Linked DNA regions of Homo sapiens: region 2 is linked to region 1. A link is an interaction called in ENCODE POLR2A ChIA-PET data of the cell type or tissue named here. Cell type or tissue: PC-9. All regions are shown on one strand. Each heading gives the region's core, and the rest is flanking DNA. Links, peaks and the distances in the headings are about the cores only.

What was found. ChIA-PET counts read pairs that join two places held together with the same protein. Peaks named below come from ENCODE experiments on the same cell type or tissue, not always from the same donor. Only the 100,000 strongest peaks of a DNase experiment are listed, where the experiment ranks them.
Region 2: POLR2A ChIA-PET joins it to region 1 with 9 read pairs; 2 of 35 experiments call an interaction of 5 or more read pairs at or near these places.

The regions. Positions count from the first base shown.
Region 1 is chr11:65,283,832-65,300,999 of GRCh38, reverse strand. POLA2 (DNA polymerase alpha 2, accessory subunit) reads right to left here. Exons shown (of 18, transcript NM_002689.4): 11 at 13,160-13,284; 12 at 11,912-11,950; 13 at 11,128-11,201; 14 at 6,739-6,847; 15 at 6,348-6,454; 16 at 5,401-5,460; 17 at 5,010-5,136; 18 at 2,315-3,880. The coding sequence ends at 3,731. LOC105369344 (a long non-coding RNA gene) reads left to right here. Exons shown (of 3, transcript XR_007062727.1): 3 at 5,376-7,227. Among named protein-coding and RNA genes, the nearest start is that of CDC42EP2, 22 kb to the left of the region's middle. In PC-9, for the core only: no CTCF peak of the experiment used is centred there; DNase peaks (open chromatin) are centred at 8,639, 9,129 and 10,119; H3K4me3 peaks cover 1,827 bases; H3K27ac peaks cover 3,574 bases.
Region 2 is chr11:65,819,288-65,833,603 of GRCh38, reverse strand. LOC124902693 reads left to right here. Exons shown (of 7, transcript XM_047427980.1): 1 at 1-2,306; 2 at 6,995-7,328; 3 at 8,956-9,081. The coding sequence starts at 93. The coding sequence ends at 1,709. Among named protein-coding and RNA genes, the nearest start is that of SNX32, 7.5 kb to the left of the region's middle. RefSeq lists silencers at 1-89, 5,452-5,746. In PC-9, for the core only: no CTCF peak of the experiment used is centred there; no DNase peak of the experiment used is centred there; H3K27me3 peaks cover 3,401 bases.

The sequences.
Region 1 (17,168 bases), core at 5,272-13,271:
ATAAAATACCGTATAGCCATACAGTGGGATCTTAGCCATAAAAAAGAATGGCGGACTGATACATGCTGCTGCAGGGACAAACCTTGAAAACATCATGCTAAGTGAAACAAACCTGACAGGCCGGGTGCAGTGGCTTACGCCTGTAATCCCAACACTCTGGGAAGCCGAGGTGGGCGGATCACTTGAGGTCAGTGGTTCGAGACCAGCCTGGGCAACATGGTGAAACCCTGTCTCTACTAAAAATACAAAAATCAGTTGGCACGGTGGCGGGTGCCTGTAATCCCAGCTACACAGGAGGCTGAGGCAGGAGAATCGTTTGAACCCGGAAGGTGGAGGTTGCAGTGAGCAGAGATCGTGCCACTGCACTCCAGCCTGAGTGACAGAGTGAGACTCTGTCTCAGAAACAAACAAAAAAACAAACAAACAAAACCTGACAGAAAAGAGCATGGGCCAGGCACGGTGTCTCATGCCTGTAATCCCAACACTTTGGGAGGCCGAGGCGAGTGGATCACCTGAGGTCAGGAGTTCTAGACACACCTGTAATCTCAGCTACTCAGGAGGCTGAACCCTGAGGTCAGGAGTTTGAGACCAGCCTGGCCAATATGGCAAAACCCTGTCTTTACTAAAAATATAAAAATCAGCCAGGTGTGGTGGCAGGCACCTGTAATCCCAGCTACTCAGGAGGCTGAGGCAGGATAATCCATCGAACCCGGGAGGCAGAGGTTGCAGTGAGCCGAGATTGCGCTACTGCACTCCAGCCTGGGTGACAAGAGCAAAACTCTGTCTCAAAAAAAAAGAGGATGTATTGTATGATTCCATTTATACAAAATGCCCAAAATAGGCAAATCTACAGAAAAGAAATTAGATTAATGATTGCCAGGGGATGGGATTAGACTGCTAATGGGTGCAGGGTTTCCTTTGGGGTGATGAAAATACTCTGGAATTAGATGGTGGCGAGGCCTGCACAACACCATGAACATACTAAAAACCACTGAATCATACACTTTAAAATGGGCATGGTGGCTCACGCCTGTAATCCCAGCACTCTAGGATGCTGAGGCGGGTGGATCACTTGAGGTCAGGAGTTTGAGACCAGTCTGGCCAAGATGGCGAAACCCCGTCTCTACTGAAAATACAAAAATTAGCTGGGCGTGGTGGCAGGCGCCTGTAATCTCAGCTACTCGGGAGGTTGAGGCAGGAGAATCGCTTGAACCTGGGAGGTGGAGGTTGCAGTGAGCCGAGATCGCGCCACTGCACTCCAGCCCGGACGACAGAGTGAGACTCTGTCGGGGTGGGGTTGGTGGAGTGAGAAATCAGCGCAGATGGCTACTCCCAGCAGTAGTGAAGCAGCAAGGCCAGGTTGAGCTGGGCCGGGTGCCCTGAGGTCAAAGGAAAGGAAACCCCAAGCCCCAGTGGCTGCAGAAGGCAGAGCTGGATGGAGGATCCGCGCCATGGCCCTGCCGGCCCCCAACCTTGGGTGCCCCTCGAGGCCCTAATTCCCTCGCTGCATTCTTGGCACCCACTTGGGTTCCCAGGAACAGCAACTAGGAGTGGCTTCTGTTCCCTCAGCAGCTCTCCCTCTCCCTCTCAGAGACTGGAACCCTAAAGGGAAGCCACGAGGCGGGTAAGGGAGGGCGGCTCCTTCTGCCAGGGCAGAGGCAGGGCAAGGGCATGGGCATGGGAGGCAAATCCTGGCAAGAGCTCGGGACTATTTCTTCAGGACCGTCTAGTTGGTGTCTCAAGGGCAGGGGCCATGACCAGATCAGGGAGAGGCCACCAAAGGGGGCTGAGGCAGACGGGCCTGACCTCCTGGGCACCCTCCCACCCTCCGTCACTGACACGCCCCCAGAGCCTGCTTGAGAATACCTGGGATGACAGATGCCTGGGGAAACTGGTGACACAGCTGAAGTGGGGTCTAGGGACGGTCAGCCAGCAGTCACTTGGCACCTTCCTGACAAGAGCAAAAAGGAACTGTCTGGTGGCAGAGGCACGCCTGCCAGACCTGTCTGCTCTGGTGTTAGCATCCCGCTTTCTCTTTGTCTGACTCTTAAATGCCTGCTCCGGCCCTCCCGGCCCTCCCAGATCATTTCCAACAGTCACACGACTGGTATCCAGGCAACCATTGCCTGGGCTCCCAAAATTCCACATCCGGAGGCTGACAAGTCATGGTGCCCCCGTGGAACACAGCTGGCTGCTTCATGTGTGGAGGAGCTGGGGGAGAACGGAAAAATCCACTCCCCACGCAGGGATGAGTTTCTAATTCTTGGCCTCAGAGGAGGTGCCTATAAAACTAATGAAATAAAACAGCTGCTCCTTGTGTTTAAAGGAAGACCTTTTACTGTACCCTGGTCAGGTCTGGGGCTCGATTCCATTTCACCGTCAGAAAGGTGAGAGGCAAAAGTTGGCCACTGTTAGGTCATCTATTTATCTCGGAGTCAAGGCATAGACACCAGCAGCTTGCTGCCCCCTTGCCCACTTCCCTGCCCTGACAGCTGGGGTTTGCCGGTCTTGGCTCTGGCATGTGAGGCAGGACAGCCTGCCAGCTTAGGGCAGGAAGCCACTCCACGTCTGGCCAGTGACAGCTTTTCCCCAGATGCCAGGACATAGGGGCATGGGACGTGCTGTGAACCCTGGAAGGCCTGACCCTGTCTGAGTGTTCTGGGCTGCAGGCAAGCCCTGGCTACTGCGCGACTTGGCAAAGCAGCTGCCACCAGGACTCCAGCTTTGGAACAGCCCAGCGAGGCGGCCCCCTCCAGATGGAGAGGTCAGGCTGGGACCACAGCATGCATGTGAGGAACTGCGCAGGGAGGCCCAGGCATGCAGCCAGTTGCTTGCTCTGCAGCCCAGCTCTAGGGCCCACCCAGTGCACCTCTGCAGCATAGAGGTCACTGGGGCCTTTGGGGGATGAGGAGTGGGGCTGAGAGTTACCCACTGGACAGGACTGGGGCTGGATAGAAACCCAGTGTGACTGACACTCTGCCTTCTCTGGACATAGGTCAAATAGGCAACATTCTTTGTCTACTACCAGGATAAAGAAAATAGAAGAAAGGGGCCGGGCGCGGTGGCTCACGCCTGTAATCCCAGCACTTTGGGAGGCTGAGGCGGACAGATCACAAGGTCAGGAGATCGAGACCATCCTGGCTAACATGGTGAAACCCCATCTCCACTAAAAATACAAAAAATTAGCCAGGCGTGGTGGTGGGTGCCTGTAGTCCCAGCTACTCAGGAGGCTGAGGCAGGAGAATGGCATGAACCCGGGCGGCAGAGCTTGCAGTGAGCCGAGATCTCACCACTGCACTCCAGCCTGGGCGACAGATCGAGACTCCGTCTAAAAACAAAATAAATAAATAAAAGAAAATAGAAGAAAGGTCAAACTCAGAAGTCACACTCAGAATTTAATTTCTCCAAAAGTTGTTTCTGTGTTTGATTCATGTAGAAAATCACAAAGCCTTCTCGCCTTTTCTGAGTGGGCGGGATCCACAGCTGGCTTACTTCTGGACACGGAGCATGGACTGAGAAGCAAGAGCTTCCTTCCAGGAGAGGCACCACTCAGAGGCAGGCCCGGCTGCACAAGTCCTCCCTGCTGGGCCTGGTCACTGCAGCTGCCCCTCCCTGGCTGGCTCCTCTCTCCTTTCCCACCCAACTGTTCACCTTGTCACAGGGCTATGTCTTGGCTCTTGGCTAAGACTTTAAGGGCCCACACAGCAGAGAACAGCAGAGGACAGAAGCCTCAGATCCTGACGACCTGCACAGCAATGCATGGGCTCTGCCTCTCTGCCCCGTCCGCTGCCGGCCTCCTAAGGTAGAGTCGGGCGAAGGTGCCTCCCACCTGCCCTTTGGTAAGGCGCCCAGGGTTCACACAGACACAGCCGAGGACATCCTGGGGAGGAGAGGAGAGGTGACAGGTTTGGAGAGCCTCAACTAACTGGGAACCAATGTGAAAAAGAAGTGCCATCACATGGCTGGACCCCAAAGAGGGTTTTAGAAAATGGAAACGAAGGCAACCAAATCACCAGACACATTTTCAGTCACTTTTTTTTTTTTTTTTTTTGAGATGGAGTCTCGCTCTGTTGCCCAGGCTGGAGTGCAGTGGTGAGATCTCAGCTCACTGCAGCCTCGACCTCCCGGGTTCCAGCGATTCTCCTGCCTCAGGCTCCCAGGTAGCTTGGATTACAGGCACCCACACCACCATGCCTGGCTAATTTTTGTATTTTTAGTAGAGATGGGGTTTTACCATGTTGGCCAGGCTGGTCTCAGACTCCTGACCTCAGGTGATCCACCCACCTCGGCCTCCCAAAGTGCTGGGATTACAATTGTCAACCACTGCGCCCGGCCTCAGTCACATATGTTAACTTGTCACTAGAAAGCTTTGAATTCCTTTTAAGTCTTTCAAACAGAAGAATGAGGTGACTTGGCAGAATGACAATCAGCTCCTAAACTTGGAGACAAACCTGATCTAGCTGTTTACTGCTTTCTCATGTGAAAAACTTTTTTTTAACCTCTTGAGATTGAACTAACTCTTGTTTGGCAAGAGGGGGACTGGTCTAGGCAGATTCCTTGTAAGGGACCTAACTCCAAGGCAGGCAGGGCTAAAGGGTGGCAGAGATCAAAATGACCCAATAGCTTCTTCAAGGTATTCCCAGCTGAGCCCACTTGGAGGTCATATCAGAATTTGGGAGGCAGAGGACAGGCAAGTGTACATATGAAATCTTCCCCAGGTCACCTCTATGTGGCCTGGTGAAAGCCCTCATTTGAGGGCCTTCCTAGTCATCTGGGCTCTCGTTCTCTTGGGGAGGGAGGAGAGGACACTGTTTACTCAAGCATTTTACTGACAGAGTTGTTTGTTTTCTGGTCCCACCACCTCCCCAAAGAAACAAGGCCACAGGGCAGGGTGCTAGAGGCCCCATCCCCATCAGCTGACCCATGAGGGGTGAGTGCCGGGTGGTCTAGAAGGGAAAGTCAAAGACTGGGTTCTGGTGTTTCTGGGAAAAAGCAGAGTTCAAACCTACCTTCACGAAGTACCTCAGCTCTGACGGGATGATGAGGACATCTGGGGTGACAGGCAGCTGTGCGTAAACATAGAACGACTCATAGTCAATGGCCATGTCTTCTTGGGGCGGGTAGAGTGGGTAGTAGCTACAGAGACAGAGAGAAATTGTCAGCACTAGCTGACCGGGGGGCCCCCTTCTCAGACAGAGTCCCCCTAGGTACTGGCTTTCGTGCTGCTGGCATCCACAGACCGACTTTTTCTCTGTGTGTGTGGGGCAGAATGCAGGCTTGTCATCACAGGGTAAAGTTCCCTGCTGGTAGCCTGGTGAAGGCTCTTACAGTCATGCTTGTCATAGCTCCATGACCCCAAGGCACTCTCTCCACAGTCAGGGGTCCCAGCGGCAAGCTCACCTCCTCTGGGTCAAGATGTGCTTGAGTATTCGGCTGAATCTGTCTGAAGTTCCGGAAGAACTGGGAAAGAAAAGAAAGCATGAAAACAGAACTCTGTTTTTCAGCCCATTTCTCTTCAGGGAGGACTGGAGAATTTAATAAACCAGAGAGAAGGTAAATGGCCAAGGCACAGCAACAAGAGGAGGATGCCTCTGGGGAAGTTTAAAGACCCACCCACAAGGAGCTCAGTCTGTCCCCACATGAGGAGGGACGCAGGACACCAGGTTGAGAAGGGAAAGCACAGGAATCCCTCATAATCAAGATCAAGGAAGGCCATTAGCCAGCACCGTACTGTGCAAGAGGATGCAAAGTTGGCACCATCATGAGGCGGGTGTGTAGCCAGGCTGACCTGAATCTCAAACCTCAGCCAAGGAGCCGCACCCGTCTCGCTTCACACGCGAGTCGCTTCACATGCCCCTTCCCATCAAGGATGACGGCAGAACGGAGCTGCCCAACTTCAACTCAACAAATTTGTCAGGGCCTGATTCTCTGCAGAGCTGGATGTTGTACTGGTAGTGAAGAAAATCCTTCAGAGAAAATTCCCAGTTTATCCTCCACAAACAGGATGTCCACATTTGTTTTCAGGTCACAAATTTGGGAAATGAAAAAAAAGGGGAGCAGAAAAGAAAATGTAGATGAATTTTGATGCCTTTAAGTGCAAAGACAGAATGGACGTGGTTCTTTGGGGTCTCAAACGCAGTTTAGAGAGGTGGTAACAGAAACTAATGCATCCAACCCCTCCCCTTGGGTACAGAGAAACTCAGATGGCTAGAGGGTCTGGCACAGCTTGCTGCTTTCAGCTCTCTCTGGTCAAGACCGTTAAGCAGCCCCTTGATTTTCTTGGCTGCAGAAAGGGCTGGGACCAGAAAGCCAGTCATCCTGCTTGGGGCCTGGAACACACTTCTTACCTACTGATCTCCTCGGCCCCCAGGTGGAAAAGCAGATCTGTGGATGTCAAGCCGAAGATCACTCCGTTTATGGAGAGGCTGCAGGGCTCGGACACAAACTGTACTTGCTAAAATGAGAACGGATTGAAACAAACATTTGTATGCCAAAGCTAGAAACATCTTCCCATGAAAGTGGGGGTTGTCTGAGGGCTGGGGAGACCACGGAAAGGGGGACCAAACCAACATACATCAAGCTTTTGGACACATTTGCCTGTTTAAAAAAAGGAGTTTAAGATTCAGGCTGTACGCACACCCTAAAGAGGCCTCTCCACCCTCCCCTTCAGGGCCAGAGCTAGTGGCAGAGGCATGCTGGATTCTGGCTGCCTGCTGGTCAAGGAGTGGGTGCTGCTACCTTTTTGTCCTCTCGAGACAGATCGGAGTAGCTGAAAGGCGGCTGGGGGTACACAGGCTCATGGTGCACATCTCTCAATGACGGGACAAAGACAAGGTGGGAGCCGGAGCTAGTATGGCAAAAGAACAAACAGAAGAGTGAGAAAAGTGAGTGCAGTTGAGTTAGAACAGCTGCGCAACAGGTGGGATGCCTCAGGCTGGAGGCAGAGCCCACCCCGAGGGAGGCAGCTCAGAACTGCACTCTGTTATGAACAGAGACGCTGTTTCCCATGGGACACTGGGAGTAAAGGACAGTTTGTTCTACTTCACACCCATCCATCTGGACAGGCTCCGATTGCCTGGGACACTTTCTTGTTGCTCTGTGTGGCTTTCTACTGAGAGGATGGAGACTATTTTTTGGCAGAAAAAGGGGCAAAGAAATGGAGATCTAGAAAGTCTAGAAAGACAAGGATGTGAATAAAGAATCACAGCCTCAGAGCCAGAGTTTAAACCACAGCTTGGACTCATTACACCTTCTAAGCAGGTGTAGCCTGCAGGCAGTAAACAGTGTCCCTGCCACACCTTGGTAGGGTGCATGGAGCTGGGGCATTTTTCCTAGGGAGAAGGCAGGCATACTAAAAAGACCCTGAGACTGCTTTTTTTTTTTTTTTTTTTGAGACAGAGCCTCACTCTGTCGCCCAGGCCGGAGTGCAGTGGCATGATGTGGGCTCACTGCAACCTCATCTCCTGGGTTCAAGTGATACTTGTGTCTCAGCCTCCCGAGTAGCTACAACTACAGGTGCACACCACCACACCCACCTAATTTTTGTATTTTTAGTACAGATAGGGTTTCACCATGTTGGCCAAGCTGGTCTCAAACTCCTGGCCTCAAGTGATCCACCGACCTTGGCCTCCCAAAGTGTTGGGATTACATGTGTGAGCCACCACACCTGGCCTGGCTTCGTATTTAGAAGATCCAGCTGAAACCCTCTGACTGACTGAACACTGGGCCATAATTACTGGACAACCGAGACACAGACATTTCCAGTGGGAGGCAGAAAAGCCCAAGCGGCCTCTCCCTGAGCCATCGCATCCCTCCCCTCTCACACATGGAAATAATGCCCTGAGTTTCTATTTCTCAGCAGGTTGTCATGCAAAAATGAAAGAAATATTTAACAGCAACAGTAAAAGCACAGATGACAGCAGATGTTTCCTTTGATGGAGCAGGAGAATCTCTAGGGTTACAACATACAAGTGAAGAAGAAAGTTGTAACTCTGGGGGCCAACTATTTATTTTTCCCAGCCACACAAAAGAGGAAGAAAGCCCCGTTTCCTTGGTTCCCTTAAGATGACCTTGGCAGAGGGGCCGTTTATAAATCAAATAGGCATAAGGTATTACTTTGCGGGCATGTTTAAAATCCACCAATAGCTCTCACTTCCATCTCTGTCTCTTGCTTAAAACATGTGGACTTCTCAGGCATACATACACTTTCACATGTGATAAAGGTGCTGGTGACAGCTGTCACCCTTATCACTGTTTGTGGTGTCCTCTCAGAGTGTGAACTGAGATGTCTATAACAGAAAATCAGAATCCTGAGACCAAAGGTGTTTGCATATTCATTATTGTCCCTTTGACACTGAGAAGCTCACTAGGGTGATCCAGTCCACCATTTGGGTGCCAGGGTCTGGTAAACAGGCCACAGGGTAACTTGAATGGGACAATCTGTGCTCCACATCTCAAGGGCTTGACATCTGTGATAAACACAAAGGACTGAGGTGCAGCTGGCTGCTCTCAAGGGACAAAATTGCCCTGTTTCAGTGTAGGCTTTGGAAGGGCAATAGTTAAGGAGGAAATAGCCTTCCTGCTCATGGTTAGAAAGCGCCTATAGAAGGAGGGATCAGAAAAACATCCCAACTATGCTCAGCATTGCACAACCTCGTACGTCACAGCGGGAGGGTCCTCCAGCTGCTCCCGCAAACAGGACGAGAACCGCGGGCTCTGCTCGCTTTCTCTGAGGTGCTTTCTCACTGGCTCTTTTTCTTTTTCTGAGATGGAGTCTTGCTGTGTCGCCCAGGCTGGAGTGCAGTGGTGCGATCTCGGCTCATTGCAACCTCTACCTCCTGGGTTCAAGCAATTCTGCCTCAGCCTCCCGAGTAGCTGAGACTACAAGCACCCACCACCACATCTGGCTAATTTTTGTATTTTTAGTAGAGATGGGGTTTCGCCGTGTTGGCCAGGTTGGTCTTGAATTCCTGACCTCAAGTGATCTGCCCGCCTCAGTCTCCTAAAGTGCTGGGATTATAGGCGTGAGCCCCGTGCTTAGCCTGGCTCTGACTTTTACTAATGATGACTCAGCTTAATGCTCTGCATTTCTGACCTCTCAGGAATACAAAGAAATTCTCTGCCCAAGAACTGTTTATATACTGTTTCTAGAAGGGTGGGGCAGCTCCCCCTGCCCTGTGGCACACACTGGCCATAGATGAAAGTGCCTGGTGGTGCTGGGCTCTCATCCCCAGTGTGACAATGCCTCATCTGTGCTTTATTTCTATCACTGCTGTCAATACCACACGGGGTAAGGAACCAAAAACAGAACCCGACCTCAAACTGAAAGCACCCAGCCAGTGTTAGGGCACTACAACACAGTCCCTGCCTATCCCCAAGGGCTGACAAAAGAACACAGCCCTGCTCCTGTGTTTTGGGGGTCTATCTCCTGAGGAGTTCCAACCACTCTCCAGGCCTGATGAACTTGACCAGGATCACAGCAAATCTGGGGAAGAGGGAAGGCACCTGCATCACCTTCATCTGAGGGAGGCAGGGGAGGAAAGGGCAGAACCAGACATGGTTGTCACTGGCACAACCCAAGTCTCTGATTCTGGGGTGAGTTGGGGGATGTTCTTTATTCCAGCTGTGACATCTACCATCCTGGCCCACACTGCTGGTACAAGAAGGTAATGTTACAACTTATTGATTCTGGGATCAGTTCTCATGGCTAAAAGGCGGAAGGTTAGACATCTTATTTTAAAAACCACCTTTGTGACAGACTCGTTTTTAAATGCTTAGCCTCAGGAATATTTGTATTTTATTAGCTCAGCTACAAGCATGCAGATCTTGTGAGGAGATCTACCACCTATACCAACTTCTTTCAAACCCTGGCACTGGGGAAAAGGGACAGGAATGGAGGATGTCAGATTTCTGAATAACTTTCCACTTCCGGCTTTAGCCTCTTCCTGGAACAGTGACTTTCCTCTCAAATGAGAACTGCACAGCTCTCTCATCACTGCTGTAACCTCTCACAGTTCCTTCCGTTTGGTCTATGGCAAGGATTCAAGGCCCCACCCTCACTGAGAGTTTCTATCACCACCAGCTGTAGCCACTGGCAGCTTCCCACGCACCCTGGGGAAGCACTGACTTGGGAGGAACTTGGGCTTACCCAATACAATCACTTACACAACAAGATGTTTGGGGTCTCACAGGATTTCACTGCGTAAGTCATCAAACACTTCTCAAAACCATCCTGGGAAGATTCCCGTGGAATATTAGTTTATACAAAAGGGAGTGAGAAAAGGAACTAAGTATAGAAGAGAAAGAGCAACCAAAGAGTGAGAGCCGATGCAGCCTTGTCAAGTATGTTTATCTTTGTGTTTTACAGAGATGCCTCTTAACTTGCACTTGAAGTTCAAGGGTTCTAGCTGATCTCGGTAGTTCAAAAGGAAGGAAAGAATAGGAACTGCCATGATTTTTTTTTGGAAAAGGAGTTTTGTTCTTGTTGCCCAGGCTGGAGTGCAATGGTGTGGTCTCGGCTCACTGCAACATCTGCCTCCTGGGTTCAAGAGATTCTCCTGCCTCAGCCTCCGCAGTAGTTGGGATTACAGGCATGTGCCACCACGCCCAGCTAATTTTGTAATTTTAGTAGAGATAGGGTTTCACCATATTGATCAGGCTGGTCTTGAACTCCTGACCTCAGGTGATCCGCCTGCTTTGGCCTCCCAAAGTGCGTGAGCCACCACGCCCAGCTTTTTTTTTTTTTTTTTTTTGAGATGGAGTTGCGCTCTTTTTGCCTAGGCTGGAGTGCAACGGCACGATCTTGGCTCACTGCAACCTCTGCCTCCCAGGTTCAAGTGATTCTCCTGCCTCAGCCTCCCAAGTAGCTGGGATTACAGGTGCCCACCGCCACGCCTGGCTAATTCTGTATTTTTAGTACAGACAGAGTTTTACCATATTGGCCAGGCTGGTCTCAAACTCCTGACCTCAGGTGATGTGCCCGCCTCGGCCTCCCAAAGTGCTGGGATTACAGGTGTGATCCACTGAGCCTGGCCCTGCCACGACTTTTAAGCAGTTTCAGTTTCTTAATGGGAAGCTCTGGAGAAACCTAAGAAGCTTAAGGTTCTGTCCAGTATTTTGAAATCTGACCTTCTTGTGCCTTCAATAATTGTTCGTAGACACTGCTTGAAAATGTCTTCAAATGGACTTGTCAGTAGACAATTCTGCAAGAAAGGAAAGGAGACAGATTTAGACGGCAGATGTTTGGTGTTTATTCACTTGTTTAACATTGTTAGGTGACCCATAGAAGTCAGCTGTTGGGCTAGGAGCTGAAGGAGACGCAAAGATGAAAAAGACATGGTCTTTGTCTTAAGGAGCTAAGTCTAGTCGAAGGGAGGAGAAGAGATGTGGGAATTAACCCTCTTGAATGCAATCTGAGAGAGACTAAAAGAAAGAGTACTTTGAAATATTTTCCATGGAAGGTAAAGTATCGTGAGACGAAGGATTGGAGGTCCCAGACCTCAGCCATGGAGATGTCCCAGGAAGGACCATTCGTGTTTTATGCAAAGGACAGCAAGATGAGTTATAAGCTTGGGGTATTGGCCAGGACAGGTTCTTTCACAGGGCAGCCCATGACTGCCAGACACCTGCATTTGTGCTAGTGCTCTTGTGCCTTAGCAGCAGGCATCACAAACAAAGGAACATTAGGACTTATATGTCCCTCCCCCAGCTTCCAGACAGCCTTGTATTCTGGTGAAAGGAGGCCCTTGGATTCCAGATCTTTATTAATAAAGTGCTCTGCTAAAATGATTTTCTGATTAGCCACAGGACTTAATGTGTTTGTTACAGATGTGGGATAAACACTAAAAAATGAAAAGTGAGAGCCTGACTGGATTCAAGTACCCAGGACCCCTTCCCACCCCAGCCCACTCACCTCCACCTGTTCATGCTTAGCATCCAGGAAAGGGCCAAACTGCAAGGGGAGAAACAAAGACACCAAAAGAACAAATCAGAATCACTTGTGTCTGTGAATGACTTCAGATACCTCCTCTGGCAGTTCTCTGTGGAGGGCTCATCTGTCCCTCCAAGGCTGCCTGTAGAGCCTGGGGACAGTTAGCAGATGGGCTGGCGGGGCGCCAAGCCAATTTCACAGGCAGAAACACGTTTGCCCCAGATGGAGGGAGGCTCCCAGAGCCCCATAACCACTATAACACTGGGCTCACATCTGTAATCCTAGCACTTTGGGAAGCTGAGGTGGGCAGATTGCCTGAGCCCAGGAGTTCAAGACTAGCCTGGGCAATATGGTGAAACCCTCTCTCTACAAAAAAATACAAAAATTAGTTGGGCATGGTGGCGTGTGCCTGTAGTCCAAGCTATTCGGAAGACTCAGGGAGGATAGGGGAGGCTCACTTGAGCCCAGGAGGTGGAGGCTATAGTGAGCCGAGATCGCACCACAGCACTCCAGCCTAGGTGACAGAGTGAAACTCTGTCCCAAAAAAAAAAAAAAAAACAAAAAACAAACGAACAATAAAAATGCACACTGGGTTTTCTGACTTTCTAAATCTAGCAAGGTAAATTGATCACCATACTAATAATAGTATTTTGAGCTTTAAAAAGAGATTAGTTCAGAAGTTGGAGTAATGAGAAAGAAGTAAGAATACTGTAAAATCAACGAAGGGTGGAAAAAAAAAGTTGGGCTTTTATTTTTATTTTTTGAGATGGAGTCTGACTCTGTTGCCCAGGCTGGAGGGCAGTGGTGCAATCTCAGCTCACTGCAACCTCTGCTTCCCAGGTTCAAGCAATTCTCCTGCCTTAGCCTCCCAAGTAGCTGGGATTACAGGTGCCTGCCACCATGCCCAGCTAATTTTTTTGTATTTTTAGTAGAGATGGGGTTTCACCATGTTGGCCAGGCTGGCTTAGAACTCCTGCCCTCAAGTGATCCACACATCTCGGCCTCCCAAAGTGTTAGGATTACAGGCGTGAGCCACTGCGCCCGGCCAAAGTTGGGCTTTTAAATCTAGCAAAGGCCCATAGATATATATACCTCTCCAAAGATGTAGATTAAGAATGAAAAGATATTTTCTAAAAGGAGGAGGGACTGACATGCTTCCTAAAAATTTAGAACTTCATTAAAGCCATTTTCCAAGGCTGACTCCTCAGCTTTCCCACTGGTGCCTCTTACCAGGATGCAGACATCTGGCCGGTCATGGTTGATGACAGCAATCAGGTCAAGCAGGGGGTCATACGTGATGCTGTCAGATGTGGTGTATGGTCCACAGGCAACCAGGACCATGCTTTGCTCAAAGTCTAAGACAGAGGTTATAGGTCTTGATTAGAAGAGGACTAGTATTAGAATGGTGGGAGGAGAAAGGACAATGATGGGAAATGCCACAGGATTTAACTCATTGAGTCCTTTATGTGTGAAACTCTGGGGACCCAAGGTAAGGAAGACCTCATGTCCACCCTCCAAGAACACTCCACTAGGTGATAGAGACAGAGACAGGCAGGTACACGAATACCTAGAACATGCAGTAGAAACTTTATGAGCTGTGCACATGAAAGATTCGAGGAAAGTGGCAGTCAGGAAAGAATTTACCAAGGTGGAATTTGCTAACACGTTTGAGAATTTTTGGGGATCAAGGGCAAGGCAGGGTACAGGATAGCACTGAGACCTGAGTGTGCTCAGTGTTAGGAAATGTCTGGTCGTCCAGTGTGGCTGGAGAATGTGGGGTACTGAAGAGCCCAGAAAGACAGGCCGGGGAATGGGAGACTGGAACGGGAGACTCCAGGGTGATGGGGTGCAGGGGCCACCCATCACGCTTTGCCTTTTTCCTAACAGCAGCTGCTTTCCTTTTGGAGAATCAGCCCATCCCTCCACAAGGCAGTCTACATGGGGCTGTAAATTGGGTGCTCTGTCTTCCTCTAGCCAAGGGCAGGCACATGACCCAGAATGGCACAAGGCCATTCACACTCTCCTCCCAGGGTCTGCAATCTTGAGGTGAACGATCCAAGGAGAGAAAAAAGATTAGAGCTAACCTATTCCAGCTGAGGTGCCCAGATGAGACAGCTGGGGAATTCCTGCTACCTGGATGCTAGAGTTCCTGGGCTCTCATCTTGGTTCCAAGCCTCGGTTTCTAGCCACGTGTCCAGTCTGTGAGCTACCTGGATCTCCCCTAATAAATTCCTGCTTTCTTGTTAGTCTGAGCCAGTTTCTGTGGCTTACAACAACAAAATCCAAAGATCCCTGGCTTCTTAACATGCTGTTGTGTTAGTTTCCTATTGTTGCTATAACAAGTTATCACAAACTTAGTGCCTTAAAACAACACGAATTTGGCCAGGTGTGGTGGCTCAACGCCTGTAATTCCAGCACTTTGAGAGGCTAAGGCGGGAGGATCCCTTGAGCTCAGGAGGTCGAGACCAGCCTAGGCAACATAATGAAACCCTGTTTCTACAAAAAATACAAAAATTAGCTGGGCAGAGTGGTGCGTACCTCCTGAGCCTATAGTTCTAGTTACTTGAAGTGGGAGGATTGCTTGAGCCTGGGAGGTTGAGGCTGCAGTGAGCTGTGATCATGCCCACTGCACTCCAGTGAGACTGTCTCAAAAAAAAAGAAAAAAAAAAGCCCACGAATTTATTATATTACAGTTCCAGGGGTCAAAAATCCTAAACTGAAGGTGTGGGCAGGGCTGAGTTCCTCCTGTCTGGAGGTTCTAGAGAAGAATCCATTTCCTTGCCTTTTCCAGCTTTCAGAGGCCACCTGCATTCCCTGGTTCATGGCCCCACCTGCAGCGGCAAAGCCAGAAGCCTAAGATTTCTCTATTTTGAAATAAAATTTTTCTTTAGGCTTCCTCAAATCACAGCAGCCTAACATTTCTAAGCTCTGACTCTGATTCTCTTGCCATTCCTCTTATAAGGACCCTTGTGATTATAGTGGACCCACCTGGATAATCCAGGCTAATCCCCCATCTCAACAGCCTTAACTTAATCACACGGGCAAAGTCTCCTTTACCACAAATGGTAAAATATTCACAGGTTCCAGGGATTCCTGGGGCTGTGATTCAGTCTATCATGGTAATAATACCATGAACTGACAGAGCATTCAAGGTGAAGAGCAGGTTTCATGTGGTGGTGGGGTAGGGGACAAAGTTAAGTTTGGCTCTGAGAAGCCTACAGGAGATGTGAGCCCCAGTGTAAGCAGTGAGTCTCTGGAGGGCGAGGGCCATGTCTTATTCTGTATCTCCATGAGTGCCTCATTTAATTCCTTGTACAAAAGTTCATTAACAACCTGTTAAACTGTTTCCAAAGGCTTCTCTGGTACACAGCTCAGGCTCCTGGTATCTCAGCCAGGTTGATTTCATTACCTGAAGTTGACCTAATACCAGCATGCCACCCTTGCCCCCTATAAATTTGTATTTTCTTTTTTTTCTTTTTCTTTTTTTTTTTTTTTTGAGATAGGATCTCACTCTCACTCCTAGGCTGGAGTGCAGTAGTGGTATGATCATGGCTCATGGCAGCCTTGAACTCCTGGACTCAGGAGAGTGATCCTCCCACCTTAGCCTTCCAGGTTGCTGGGACTATAGGCACATGCCACCATGCCCACACCCAGCTAATTTTTTTTTTTGAGACAGAGTCTAGCTCTGTCGCCAGGCTGGAGTTCATTGGCGATCTCGGCTCACTGCAACTTCTACCTCCCAGGTTCAAGCGATTCTCCTGCCTCAGCCTCCTGAGTAACTGGGATTATAGGCACACGCTGCCAAGCCAAGCTAATTTTTGTATTTTTTAGTGGAGATGGGGTTTCAGCTTGTTGGCCAGAATGGTCTCTATCTCCTGACCGTGTGATCCGCCCACCTCGGCCTCCCAAAGTGCTGGGATTACAGGGGTGAACCACTGCGCCTGGCCTAATTTTTGTACTTTTTGTAGAGATGAGGTTTCACCATGTTGCCCAGGCTGCTCTCAAACTCCTGTGGTCAAGCAATCCTCCTGCGCCAGCATGAGCCACCACGCCCGGCCAAACTTGTGTTTTCTGATAAAATGTGCAATATCACAAGGTCCTAAATTTCACTCCTGATTCTAGGTCATCTCCAAGAATGGCTCTGGCCACTGTTACATGCATGGGGTGTTGACAACATGCTAGTATCAGTGATCTGGTTGCTAATCCTTAACAGTGCTCCACTGTGCTTACAAAAATGCCTTGAGGGTTGGGTGTGGTGACTCATGCCTGTAATCCCAGCATTTTGGGAGGCCGAGGCGGGCAGATCACCTGAGGTTGGGAGTTTGAGACCAGCCTGACCAACATGGAGAAACCCCATCTCTACTAAAAATACAAAAATTAGCCAGGCATTACAGGTGCATGCCTGTAATCCCAGCTACTTGGGAGGCTAAGGCAGGAGAATCGCTTGAACCCGGGAGGTGGAGGTTGCGGTGAGCCGAGATGGCGCCTTGCACTACAACCTGGGCAACGAGTGAAACTCTGTCTAAAAAAAAAAAAAAGAAAAAAAAAACAATGCCTTGAAATACAGAAATACATACATATATTTTTTTGAGACAGGGTCTCACTCTGACACCCAGGCTGGAGTGCAATGGCACAATCATGGCTCACTGCAGCCTTGACTTCCTGGGCTCAAGCAATCCTCCTACTTCAGCCTCGCAAGTAGTGGGGACTATACAGGTGTGCACAACCACACCAAGCTGATTTTTTTTGTTTTTATTTTTTGTAGAGATGCAGACCCACTATGTGCCGGGAGGCTAAACTTAAACTGGGCTCAAGCAATTCTCTCACCTTGGCCTCCCAAAGTGCTGGGTTACAGAAGTCAGCCATCACACCTGGCCACCTTGAAATAAATAAATTCTATCTATCTATCTATCTATCTATCTATCTATCTATCTATCTATCTAGTGTCTTACTCTTTCACCCATGCTGAAGTGCAGTGGCATGATCACGGCTTACTGTAGCCTTGACTTCCCAGGCTCAAGTGATCCCCGCACCTCAGCCTCCTGAGCAGCTGGGACCACAGGCACATGCCACCATGCCGAGCTAATTTTTTTTTTTTTTTTGTAGAGACAGGTTTTCGCCATATTGCCCAGGCTGGTCTCAAACTCCTGGGCTCAAGTGATCTTCCCACCTCAGCCCTGTGAAGTGCTGAAATTATGTTGAAATATTTAGAAGCAAAGTTTGTCAAACTTTCTTTTTG
Region 2 (14,316 bases), core at 1,664-9,663, 540 kb before region 1:
TGGCGCCCACCAGGCAGTGGGGAAGGGGAAGGGGAAGGGGAAGAGGGTGAGGGTGGCAGGGTGGGGACAGGGAATGGGAAGCAGTGGTGGGGATGTGGGTGGTGGACCAGGGGCGAGGGCAGGGGACAATGTCTGTGGAGAAGGGGGGTCTGTTTAGGTTTCCGCTCTTGGACGGGAGGGAGCGGCGGGGTAAGCAGCCTAGGAGGACTAGGGAGCTCCACAAGTCCCGCGGCCAGGGCGCCCCAAGCGAGGCCGGGGTCCGCGAACGGTCGCCACTGGAGCGGGGCTGCAAGGGGGTGCCGATGCTGCGAGAGAAAACCTGGGGACCTTGGAACGGGCTCATGGTAATTGGGAAGAGAGTGGAGCTCCTGACTAGAAACACTCGAAAGCCGAAGCTGGAGTCTGAGTACTGGAGACTGGAAGATGTGGAAAAGACGGTCTTGAAAGGGAAGTCAGGCCCGAGTCAGGAAAGGATGGATGTGAAGCTGCTATACCGTGGAGCAAGTGCATCACAAGCTTCAGCAGATTTGGGGAAAGACAGCCCAAGGGGTATTTGGGGAAAGCAAGAGGTCAAACACGAAATAAAGGCTAAATCTAAGAGTGCAGGGATGACAGCAGGGCCTATGAAGGGGTCTGGGTTTGAAGAGAGGTTGAGGTCTGCTGGGGAGAAGGTAGGGACCAGTGGAGAGGACTTGAGATCCAATGGATATAAACTGGGACAGGATGAGAAGGGGTTGAGGTCTAGTGTAGACAAGATGAGATCAAGTGTAGAGAAGCTGAGGTCTACTAGTGAGAAGCTGGTGTGCAGGGGAGAGAAGCAGGGGTCCAGTGGAGTGAAGCTGAGGTCCAGTGGCAGAAAGCTGAGATCAAGTGGAGAGAATTTGAGATCAAGTAGAGAGAAGCTGAGATGGAGTGGAGAGAAGCTGGGAACTAGTGGAGAGAAGCTGGGAACCAGTGATGAGAAGCTGAGGTTGAGTGGAGAGATGCTGAGATCAATCAGAGAGAAGCTGAGGTTGAGTGGAGAGAAGCTGGGAACCAGTGATGAGAAGCTGAGGTTGAGTGGAGAGAAGCTGAGGTTGAGTGGAGAGAAGCTGAGATCAAGCAGAGAGAAGCTGAGGTTGAGTGGAGAGAAGCTGGGAACCAGTGATGAGAAGCTGAGGTTGAGTGGAGAGAAGCTAAGATCAAGCAGAGAGAAGCTGAGGTTGAGTGGAGAGAAGCTAAGATCAAGCAGAGAGAAGCTGAGATTGAGTGGAGAGAAGCTGGGAACAAGTGATGAGAAGCTGAGGTTGAGTGGAGAGAAGCTGAGATCAAGCAGAGAGAAGCTGGGAACCAGTGGAGAGAAGCTGAGATCAAGCAGAGAGAAGCTGAGGTTGAGTGGAGAGAAGCTGGGGTCAAGTGCGGAGAAGCTGAGATCTAGTGAGGAGAAGTTAGGGACCAGCGGGGAGAAATTGGAGGGTTCAAGAATGGGGAGCATAAATGAGAAGAACATTGAAAAAGTGGTAGAAGTTACTGGCGATGAAAGAGTGATGGCATTTACTCATGATGAGATGGAAATTCCTTTTGAAAGTGTCAAAGGGAGTGAGGAACTACAAGGGACTGAGAAAGGAGTGGGAGTTGAGGGGGGCATCTTGAGTGAAGTGAAAGATATCACTGATGAATCTGTTTCTATGGAAAAAAAAGATATTATAGGTGAAGGTACCAGTGAATGAGGCAGATGAAGGATTGACACCAAAGAAGGAAAGAGGCAGACAGGAGAAGTACTGAAAGTCAGAGGAGAAATTAGAGCCAGACAGAACATTATTGACACTGAAGGGGTAAAGTTGAGAAAGGAAAGGAGAGAGTCTGAGCCTAAAATAAAAGAGAGTGGAAGTGAGGAAAAGAGCTTCTGGGGCTGAAGGCGGAGGCCAGGATCAAAGGAAGCAAAGAGGAGTCTCTGGTTCAGAGGGAAGTGGGAACATATGGAGGAGAAAGAGAAGACTTGGTAATGTGTTGACAGAGGACACTTGGATATTGGGAGAAAAGGTGTGACTGGGAGCTCATAGGGAAATGTTTGAGAAAAGGATGGAGGATGGGCTAGAAGGATTTAGTCTGACACTAAATGGGGTCTATGAGATGGAGAATTGCAGCAGGATAAAGGGTAGATTTTGAGAGTTGTGGAAGAAGGTGCAGACTGAAGTGGGCAAAATTTCTGAAAGAGGAGCCTGAAGAATGAAGGGCTCCCAAGTGACAAAAGCAAGAGAGGAGATAAGAAAGAAGTGAGAAAAAACATAAGAAGCCACGTGCCATAATGGTGATTGTGTTTGTTGGTATGTCCTTCATTATTTCCTTTTCTTTTCTTTTCTTTTCTTTCTTTCTTTCTTTCTTTTTCTTTTTTCTTTTTTTTTTTTGAGACAGTCTTGCTCTGTTGCCCAGGTTGGAGTGTGCAGTGGCGCAATCTCGGCTCACTGCAACCTCTGCCTCCCAGGCTCAAGCGATTCTCCTGTCTCAGCCTCCCAAGTAGCTGGGATTACAGACATGTGCCACCATGCCTGGCTAATTCCCTCACTATCTTCTAACTTCCAAGTATTGCTATTTATAAGTCTTTTTGTTCTTTTCTTTTAATTCTATAGATAGTGTTTTTTTCTATGTAAATTACCTGTTTGCTACCACTCCCTAACTCAACCTGTATCCTCACCCCATTTTCTCTGGCCTTACTAGAGGATGTTAGACCTTGAATTATAGCTGTTATCTTTTTTTCTCCTTTTGCCCGTCTCTTTTTATTGTATTCTCTGGGCAATTTCATTAACTTTAAAACAATTGATGTATAGTAGATGTACGTATTTTGGGGGTACCTGTAATATTTTGATACATTCATATAATGTGTAAAGATCAAATCAGGGCAATTGGGATATCCATCATCTTAAATATTTATCTTTTCTTTATGCCAGGAACATTCGAATCATTCTCTTCTAGTGATTTTGAAATGTACAATAGATTATTGTTAACTACAGTCACCCTACTGATCTATAGAACACTGGGTCCCATTTCTTCCATCTAACTGTACATTTCTACTCATTAACATGTCTTTATTTCCTCCACCCTTCCTGGCCTCCAGTAACCACCAATCTCATCTCTATTTTCATGAGATCCACTTTCAACTTTATTAACTGTATCTTTCTTTCTTATTGAAATTTTACATTTTAACTCTCTTGTTCATTGATTGCTTTTTTTTTTTTTTTTGAGATGGAGTCTGGAGTCTTGCTCTGTCACCCAGGCTGGAGTGTAATGGCGTGATCTTGGCTCACTGCAACCTCCGCCTCCCCGGTTCAAGCAATTCTCCTGACTTAGCCTCCTGTGCTCACTGCATGAGCTGGGATTACAGGAATGCATCACCACACCCGGCTAATTTTTTGTATTTTTAGTAGAAACGGGGTTCCACCATGTTGGTCAGGCTGGTTTTGAACTCCTGACCTCAGGTGATCCACCCATCTTGGCCTCCCAAAGTGCTGGGATTACAGGCGTGAGCCACCGAGCCCGGCCGTGCTTCTTTTTTTATATATAGTATTTCTGTTCTTGTTTCATGAGTCTGTTCTCTTAGCTCTCCAAGGATTTTTCCAGTTTTTAAGTTTTCTTCTGCTTTTCTTATTGTTTCCCCTGAGTTCCCCTCCCCTGCTTCCCCCCGCTCCATTTTTTTTGTGTGTGTATTGTTGGAAGTTTTCCTCAAATGTTTGATCTTCGGCTGTCCATATTTAAGAATGAGGCATTAAGCAGAGGCAATTGGAAGCACAATTTGGGGCTTGTTGATCTATGGGCTTCACTCTGTGGCGACTGAAGCAAGCAGGATATTTTACTGGGTACACCCAAATATCAGAATCTGTAAATCTCACTGAAGGGACCGTCTGGTTTCTACAGAGAATTCTCCAATCTGTCTGGGGGATATCTGCATGGCCCCTGCTATAGAGGTTACAGCAGCAGGGTCAGGGGAGACGGTTGTGGAGCCACCGCTTGGTACATATGTTTTTACCCAGTCCCTTGTTTTCAGCTCAGTGCTCACTCCACCTTCAGCTGTGCCTGGTGTCCCTGAGTTGGTGCTTCTCAGATTCAGTTTCCCCAAAGAGTAAACCCTCTGCTGTGCTATGGGAGTTGGTGCCCAGCTAAAAAAGGTTGGGGAGGGGATTTGTAAGCTTAACTGCTTTATATACAGACTCCTAAATAATTTCTCTGTTCTCAGCTCTATGCCTTTTTCCTTCCATCTGAGCTATCTGGTCCCTCCATGTCCTGAACTTTTTTGGGGATAAGTAGAGTGAACTGTTAACTTTTCGTTTCTATTATCTTTAAGCACTTAAGTGCCAGCTGCCTCCACTCTGCCAAGTTGGTTACCACTCCATCTCCAAACTTTTTTTTTTTTTGTCATTGTTGTTGTTTTTGAAATAGGGTCTCACTCTGTCACTCAGGCTGGAGTGCAGTGGCATGATCATGGCTCACTGCAGCCTCAACCTTCTAGGCTGAAGCAATCTCCTCAGCCTCCCAAGTAGCTGGGACTACAGGTGTACACCACCACAAGAGACTAGTTTTTTTTTTTTTTTAAGTAGAGATGAGGTCTCTCTATGTTGCCCAGGCAGGTCTTGAACTTCTGGGCTCAAGCGATCCTCCTGCCTCTACCCGAAAGTGCTGAGATTACCGACATGAGCCACTGCACCCCGCCAACTTTTCCCATCTTAAAAAACAAAAACAAAAAACTTCTCTGTACCCTACATTTCCCTCTAGTACTGTCCCATTTTTCTTGCTCCTTAAGGTAGGCACAAAAGTGGTCCGCCAAAGATATATTCACTTCCTAATCCCAGGAACCTGTGAATATTACCTTAATATGGCAAAAGATGTAATTAAGTTAAAGATCTTGAGAGAAGGGCCCACTTTAGAGGTGGGTCGTAAATGCCATTACAAGTGTCCTTGTAAGAGAGAGGAAGAGAAGGAGAACAGACACACAGAGAGGAGGAGGCAGTGTGATCTCCCAGGCACAGGCTGGAGTTATGCAGCTACGAGTCAAGGAGTGCCGATGGTCGCCTGAAGTTGGAAGAGGCACAGAATGGATTCTTCCCCAGAGTCTCTGTAGAGAGTGTGGCCTCCGCCAACACCTTGGTTTTAGCATCTGACCTCTAGAGCTGTGAGAGAATAAACCTCTATTGTTTTAAGCCATCAGTTGCTGGTAATTATTATTATTTTTTTTGAGACAGAGTCTCACACTGTTGCCCAGGCTGGAGTGCAGTGGCGCGATCTCGGCTCACTGCAAGCTCCACCTTCTGGGTTCATGCCATTCTCCTGCCTCAGCCTCCCCAGTAGCTGGGACTACAGGCGCCCGCCACCATCCCCGGCTAATTTTTATATTTATTAGTAGAGACGAGGTTTCTCCATGTTGGCCAGGCTGGTCTCGAACTCCTGACCTTGTGATGTGCCCGCCTCAGCCTCCCAAAGTGCTGGGATTACAGGCATGAGCCACCACGCCCAGCCGTAGTTCGTTCATCTGTCTGCTATAGTTCCTGTAGTTCTGTAGTTCCAGTTCCTGGAAGTTGAGGCTAGAGGCCCTGGCTTCTCTTTCTCCATCACGTTCATCACCTTCTGACTCAGAACTTTCCTACTGTAGCTGTTTACATCTATCTGTCCTCACTAGGATGTAAATGAGCTCTATGAGGGCAGCAATATGTGTCAGTCTGGTTACCCTCTCTAGTCCAGTGTGTAACCAGCCCATAGTAGCACTCAGCATGTGTCTGCAGAATAAATCAACCCATCATATTCAGTGACTTCATCAGTCTCAGTACTATTTAATATCTATTGAGAAATTGCTATAATAATTTACCCTGTTTCTTAGAATGTCACATTTTTTGAAACCTCAAAAGCCTGAAACTGTCTTTGTTCCATACTTGTACTTGAGGTTTTTCTGGATATAGAGTTTCCCTCAGCAGCCTGAAGATGTGCGCCTTTGTTTTCTTCCTTTCTGCATGGCCATTGAGAGTCCAGATCTATTTCTAAGCTGAGCCAGTTGCACAACCAGGCGTTCTGTGTATGAGATCTGTTTGCTTCTCCCCAGCTCCGCTATTTCTCCTTCTTTATTGGGCAGAAGCTGATAGCTTGCTCTTTCATTTTCTAGGAACTCTGATCCCATTGTTAGACAATAAAGTGGAGATATTAATAGGGAGTGGGCAGAGTTGTAAAGATAAGCTATAGATGGCTCAAGCCTCATGGTAGGATCTTCTTGACAAATGATTATAATAGCTAACATTTACTGAATTCTTGTAATAATCAGGGTAATTTAATCAGCACCATGCTAAGCACTTTACATGTTCTCTATAATTTAGTCCAATAGCTCTTTGAGATAGGAACTATTACTCTATCGACTCTACCCAGTAGACACTGCCAGAGCCAGGCACAGAGTCCAGGCAGCCTGACTCCAGAGCTGAGCTGGAAACCGCTCTGTCTGCTGAATGGCCTCCTCTATTCCTACCAGACAAGCCCTGAACCTTGGCTTCCTCACCTGCCAAAGCAAGGCCTGGGATCCTGAATGGGGGTAGGGAATGAGGCTGTGCAGCAACCCCTCCATTCATTCGGCGCATACTTACTGGATGAGCGCTTCAGTGGCAAGTATTTAAGAATATAAATGTTGGTGGGGTGCGGTAGCTCACACCTGTACTCTCAGCACTTTGGGAGGCCGAGGCGGGCGGATCACCTGAGGTCAAGAGTTTAAGACCAGCCTGGCCAACATGGTGAAACCCCGTCTCTACTAAAAATACAAAAATTAGCCAGATGTGGTGGCTCACGCCTGTAATCCCAGCTACTTGGGAGGCTGAGGCACAAGAATCACTTGAATCCTGGAGGTGGAGGTTGCAGTGAGCTGAGATCGCGCCACTGCACTCCAACCTTAGTGACAGAGTGAGACTCTGTCTCCAAAAATAATAATAATAATTGTGTGTGTATATATATATAAATGTCAAAAAACAATGACGTTTATTTTCTTTCCTAGATCTCTGCCATCCCGAGATCATCACTCCTAGCCTCCTCTGGAAACTCTCTGAGAGTTGGGGAATTGTCTCTTTTATAAGAGGCCTACACAGGCACGAGGTCATACTTGGGCAGTTTTCGGCTTTGTGAAAATCTCTCAGATTGCACCGCACAGTATACAACTGATGAACCAGACAACCACAATCGTTCTTTGGATTGCATTTTCTCCTGAGATATCAGACGCATTTCACCAGGGCCACAGAAAGAAAAATGAAGACCAAGATACCGTGACAAATGCCAACTACCTCATAAGTGCAGATATTTTCAGTTATCTAGGTAGCTAGAGCTTTGCATAGGTAATACCCTTTTCTACTAAAATTAACCAAAACACACACATTCCAGGGCTCCTGAGTGATTTTTATATATATATATATATATATATATATATATATGTATATTTAAGTATATATACATATATGTATGTATAATTATATGTATATGTATACATTTATATATGTATATAACATATATATATTTTAAATATATATATATCGTGTGTGTGTGTGTGTGTGTGTGTGTGTGTGTGTGTGTGTGTGTGTGTATATATATATATATATATATATATATATATATATATATATATATATATATATATATATAAAACAGAGATGGGGGTCTCACTATGTTGCCCAAGCTGGTCTCAAACTCCTGGGCTCAAGCCTAGATGATTTTTTTTTTTTTTTTGTGAGACGGAGTCTCGCTCTGCCACCCAGGCTGGAGTGCAGTGGCACAATCTCGGCTCACTGCAAGCTCCTCCTCCCGGGTTCACGCCATTCTCCTGCCTCAGCCTCCCAAGTAGCTGGGACTACAGGCGCCCACCACCATGCCTAGCTAATTTTTTGTATTTTTCATTAGAGATGGGGTTTCACTGTGTTAGCCAGAATGGTCTCGATCTCCTGACCTTGTGATCCGCCTGCCTTGGCCTCCCAAAGTGTTGGGATTACAGGCGTGAGCCACCACGCCCGGCCAAGCATGGACGATTTTTAAAATTTTTATAATTTTATTCTTTGTATAGTCCCAGCCTTGTTTCTTGTAACAGAATGTGTTAAAGTAACATTAACTTTTGGTTGGGTGCCGTGGCTCATGCCTGTAATCCTAGCACTTTGGGAGGCTGAGGCGGGCAGATCACTGGAGGTCAGGCATTTGAGAACAGCCTGGCCAACATGGTGAAACTCCATCTCTACTGAAAATACAAAAATTAGCCAGATGTGGTGGTGCGCACCTGTAATCCCAGCTACTAAGGAGGCTGAGGCAGGAGAATTGATAGAGCTCGGGAGGTGGAGGTTGCAGTGAGGAGAGATCATGCCACTGCACTCCAGCCTGGGTGACAGAGGGAGACTCCATCTCAAACAAAAAACAAAACAAAACAAAACAAACAAAAAAACAAGTAACATTAACTTTTGGTTAAAATGCATTCTTGGTTGGTCCAATTAATTCATTCAGCAAACAGTGAGCACTTATCGTGTGCCCTCTGGGAATGCAAAAAATGTGTAAAACCGGGCTCTTGGCCTTGGCCTTTTTTTTTTTTCTTTTTGAGACAGGGTCTCACTCTGTCACCCAGGCTGGAATGTAGTGGCACAATCTCGGCTTATTGCAGCCTCCACCTCCCAGGTTCAAGCAATTCTCCTGCCTCTGCCTCCCAGGTAGCTGGGATTACAGGCATGTGCCACCACACCTGGCTAATTCTTGTATTTTTAGTGGAGACAGGGTTTCACCACGTTGGCCAGGCTCGTCTCAAACTGCTGACCTCAGGTGATCCACCTGAGCCTTGGCCTCCCAAAGTGTTGAGATTACAGGCGTAAGCCACCATGCCCAGCCCAGAGCAGAGAGAATCTTAAAGAAACTAGCAGGATATGAGCCTAGGGCCAGACTGGGGAGGGAGCCTCAAAGGCAGGATTAAGGAATTGCGACTCTGTTCTGTAGGTGACAGGGAAGATGATGCCATCAGATCTGTGCTTCACATAGAGAAGTCCGGCTTCGAGATGGAGTCACCGGAGCATGGTGTGCGGGCACTCAGTAAAGTGGAGATGTGATTACTAGATCATTATGGTAAGTAGTTCAGGCCTGGCAAGGTGGCTCAAGCCTGAAATGCCAACACTTTGAGAGGCCGAGGCAGGAGGATTGCTTGAGTCCAAGAGTTCCAGACTGGCCTGAGCAACAGAGTGAGACCCCATCTCTACAAAAACAAACAAAATTAGCTGGGCATGGTGGCATATGCCAATAGTTGAAGCTACTCAGGAGGCTGAGGTGGGAGGATCACTTGAGCCTGGGAGATTGAGGCTGTAGTGAGCCTTGATCGCACACCACTGCACTCCAGCCTGGGTGACAGAGCAAGACCCTATCTCAAACACACACACACACACACACACACACACACTCTTACACACACACACACAAAATAAATAAATAGTTCAGGGTAGAGAGGATGAGGTTATGAATTACAGCGGAGAGAGGAGGAATAAAAACAAGACTTGAGAGAGTATTAAAAGTCCCATTTAACAGAATTGGCTGATTAATGTGAATGGATGGTGAGGAATGAGGCGCCAGGCGCATGGATAGCAGTAGCTGACGTGAAATGCTTACTCTGCATTAGGCGTGTTACACACATTATCTCACTTAATCCCACAACCGCAATTGTATTACTATCCACATTTTATAGGTGGCATTGAAGCCCGTCAGAGTGGTCAATCGAAACGACATAGCTAGTATGTGTTGGTAGTAAGTGGTGGTGTGAGGAGGTTTTGGACCTATGTGGTAGCTCTACCAGCTGGCTGGGTCTTCAGTGCCATGTGATTGGGAGGTGAAGCGACCACCCTAGTCAGCAGTGAATGAATGGCGGATTCGGGCCAGAAGCCTGCTGGAACCATCTTCTGCTCCGGAGAGCTCACAGTTAGGTGGCTCTGATGCCACATCGGCCATAGATGTGTTATGTTTGCCCCAAAGAATATTTTAAGACCATGTTTAGAATTAATTGGTACCTTTTTAAAATGCAGAGATTCACATTAAAGAGTGAGTTTCTGGCTTTTCTTGGAAAATGAGAAGATCTGGCCACACTGGGCCCATATAGGAACTGGAGTTGCCTCTCTCTGTTTCCTTCAGCTGGGGCCTGTGCCCCCCTGTTGGCCAGGCCCCACTGGCCTGCCTGGGGTCCCTGCCACCTCCGCAGGCACCTGGGTCTGCCTTTCTGCTGTTCTGTCACGAGGTGTGCCACTCAGCTTGGCTTTGAAGCCAGGCTGTGTTTGTGCATTGAATGCACGCCAAGCCCAGGCCTCCACTGATGGCTAAATACCTTTTCTGAATTGTAGGCAATATAAGATAAAAACGTGCTGCGGGAAGTGAGAAAAACTACATGCCCCCCCATGCTGAGTGCCCACAGGAGGCGCACGGGTAGTGCAGGAAAAAGGCAAATGGCCATAGTTCCTGAAACCAGCATAAATTAAAACAAAATACAAATCATACCCTGGCAAATGGCAAGTAACAGCCTATTGCCAGTATGCGAATCACGTTGTGATTTTTTAAAATTTGTTTTGTAATAAATAATTTGTTTGAATTTTGAGCTGCGTACTTTGGACATATGATAAGGAAGCTGTGGGGGAAGATTGTGTGTGTGTGTGTGTGTGTGTGCACACGCGCGCACCTGTGCATGTTTATGGGGGTGTGGACCACAGTTTACAAAGCTTGGAGTTTTCTATAGAAATTCAGTTTCAGAGTCTGGGTGCAGTGGCTCACACCTATAATCCCAGCACTTTAGGACACCGAGGTGTGCAGATTGCTCGAGTCCAGGAGTTTGAGAGCAGCCTAGGTAAATGGCAAAACCGCGTCTCTGCAAAATATACAAAAATTAGAGGGTCCTGGTGAACCACGCCTGTAGTCCCAGCTACTCGGGAAGCTGGTGTGGGAGGATCACTTGAGCCCGGGAGGTGGAGGTTGCAGTGAGCCGAGATTGTGCTACTATGCTCCAGCCTGGGTGACAGAGCGAGACCATGAAAAAAAAAAAAAGGAAAAAAGGAAGGAAGGAAGAAAGGAAGGAAAGAAGGAAAGAAACAAACTTCACTTTCAGAACATTTTTTCAAGACCAGCCTGGCCAACATGGTGAAACCCCATCTCTATTAAAAATACAAAACTTAGCCAGGCATGGTGGCGGGTGCCTGTAATTCCAGCTACTTAGGAGGCCAAGGCAGGAGAATCACTTGAACCCAGGAAGCGGAGGTTGCAGTGAGCCAAGATTGCACCTTTGTGCTCCAGCCTGGGTGACAAGAGTGAAATTCGGTCTCAAAAAAAAAAAGAACATTTTAATAAACTTTTATGATTAAAGGGTGAAAACATGTTTCTGTACCATAACGTTCAAATGTGAGGTCCACACTGGCAAACAGGTATTTATCTGTATTAAATATTATGTTCCATTTAAAGTATAACAATAATTCTCCGTGCCCATGGTCAGGTTGGGCAAATGACCACATTTCATGCTTGTGTGAGTTTTTGTTTGCAATCTGTATACTGCCCTTAGAGATACAGGTTCAAACAGGTGCAGGAAGCAGAGCTGCCAGCAAAGTGCAGGAGTCGACTCTTTTTCTTTTCTTTTCTTGCTTTTTTTTTTTTTTTTTTTTTAGCCAGAGTCTCGCTCTGTCACCCAGGCTGGAATGCAGTGGCTTGATCTCAGCTCACTGCAACCTCCACCTCCCGGGTTCAAGCAATTCTCCTGCCTCAGCCTCCCAAGTAGCTGGGAATACAGGTGTCTGCCACCATGCCCGGCTAATTTTTGTATTTTTAGTAGAGATGGGGTTTCACCATGTTGTCCAGGCTTGTCTCAAACTCCTGACCTCAGGTGATCCACCTGCCTTGGCCTCCCAAAGTGCTGGGGTTACAGGTGTGAGCCACTGCGCTCGGCCTCTAGACTCTTAATCTATGTTCTTTGAGTTACACCTGACAACTTTCCATCACACCTGGCTGCCTGGCTCAGGAACTGGAGGAAGGCGGCCAGTGCTGGCCAGGAATTTCTCAGAGGCCACTGGACAGTATTATGGAGTGGCCCCTGCCCCTCAGAGGCTCACTGTCCATAGCACAGGGGTCATCCATCCTGTCAGACCATGCTGACCCCACTCACGAGAGGCTAGCCCTGCAAGTTCTCCCCTGGGAACAGGAAGTAATCGTGCGAGGTTTACATGGCAGATCAGCTTGGTCTCGGGAGCTATTTCTACACAAATCACGTGGGGCTCAGAAGGCCATGCTCTGCTGCTCCCTGGACTCTGGCCCCTGTCCTGCGTGTCCTCCTTCCTCTGGTCCTCAGAGACTCCCCGTTCCCTGCCATATGCACACTTAGGGTGGGACCGGGATGTGCACTGTAGCCAGTTCTGTTCTTGTTTGTGTTGCTCAGAATCCATTGTTTCTTACTGATGCAGATCAGTGCCTAATACTAGGTGTCCAGCACCATGCTGGGAGCCAGGGATACAACAGACAGGTGCCTCCCTGGGGGATAAGTGGAGCACACGCAGGTAATAATCAGTGAACTGGGTAGCGCTTTGTTACAGGCCTCTCACAACTGGTATTTTATCTCCATCATATTGTAATTTTGTTTTTGTGGTGTGACCTAAAAAGCCTTGGATCCTCAAAAGATCTGGCCAAGTTCATGGTAAAGTTATTATTCCTTTAACAAATGCATTCATTTAACAATATTTATTAAGCACCTATTATTTGTCAGGTACCATTCCAGATGTCAGGATTATAACAGAGAACAAAACTGACAAATAGCACTGTTCTCTTGGTGCTTACATTGTTGTGGAAGGAGACAAAAAGAAATAATGTCAATATAATATGTCCTAAGAATTTTAAAGAAAAACTCAAGCAGGGTAAGGGAGAGAGAATGACGATGGGGAGGAGGGCCGCTCTTTGAGGAAGGCCCTTCTGGTGACCCTTGAAGCAGAGCCCAGCAAGAGGGGAGGGGGAAGCTGTGGTTTGGAGGAAGTCTTTTCATAGCGGGGAGCCTCAAGGGCAGAGCCCCCGAGGGGGAGTGTGCCCTACCTGTTGGAAGGAAGCCACTGATCTGCAATCCTGTTTTCCTCGTCTGCAAATTAATGGGCTTGTTGGGAGGGACAAATGAAATCATTTATATGAAAACATTTATGTCAACTGTAGAACACTCTATAAAAGTTATTCTCTTTATGTTGACTTCATCAAGTATTTGCAGTGTCTAAAGCAGGAATGATCATAATGATTATATTACAATTCTGCCCTTTCATTTTTTTTATTGAGGTGAAATGCATATAACATATAATTAATCATTTTATAGCCTACAATTCAGTGGCATTTGGTGCATTCACAATGTTGTGCAACCACCACCGCTTTCTATTTAAAAACCTTTTTCATCATCCCCACCTTTTCTTTCTTTTCTTTTTAAAATAGAGATGGTGTCTCCCTACATTGCCCAAGCTGGATTAGAACACCTGGGCTCAAGTGATCCTCCAACCTCAGTCTCCTGAGTAGCTGGGATTATAGGCACTCACCACTGTGCCTGGCCTTTCATTTTTATTTTATTTTATTTTATTAATTATTATTATTATTTAGAGACAGGATCTCACTCTGTTGCTCAGGCTGGAATGCGGTGGTGTGATCATGGTTCCCTGCGGCTTCCACCTGCTGGGCTCAAGCAATCCTCCCACCTCAGCCTCCCAAATAGCTGAAACTATAGACATACGCCACAGTGCCTGGCTAATTTTTGTATTTTTTGCAGAGCCGTGGTTTCATCTTGTTGCCCAGGCTGGTCTTGAACTCCTGGGCCTAAGTGATCCTCCTACCTTGGCTTCCTCCAGTGCTGGTATTACAGGCGTGAGTCACTGTGCCTGGCCTTTTTTATTTTTATTTTTTGACACAGAGTCTCACTCTGTCACCAGGTAGGACAGTGGTGCAATCTCGGCTCACTGCAACCTCTGCCTCCCAGGGTTAAGAGAGTCTTATGCCTCAGTCTCCTCAGTAGCTGGGATTACAGGTGCACACCACCACGCCCAGTTAATTTTTTTCTATTTTTAGTAGAGACAGGGTTTTACCATGTTGGCCCCACTGGTCTGGAACTCCTGGCCTCAAGTGATTCACCTACCTCGGCCTCCCAAAGTGCTAGGATTACAGGAATGAGCCACTGCACCCGGCCTTTGGCCTCATTTTAATTTTTATTTATTTATTTATTTATTTATTTATTTATTTATTTATTTATATTTATATTTTTATTTTTTTTGAGACGGAGTCTCGCTCTGTAGCCCAGGCTGGAGTCCAGGGGCGCGATCTCGGCTCACT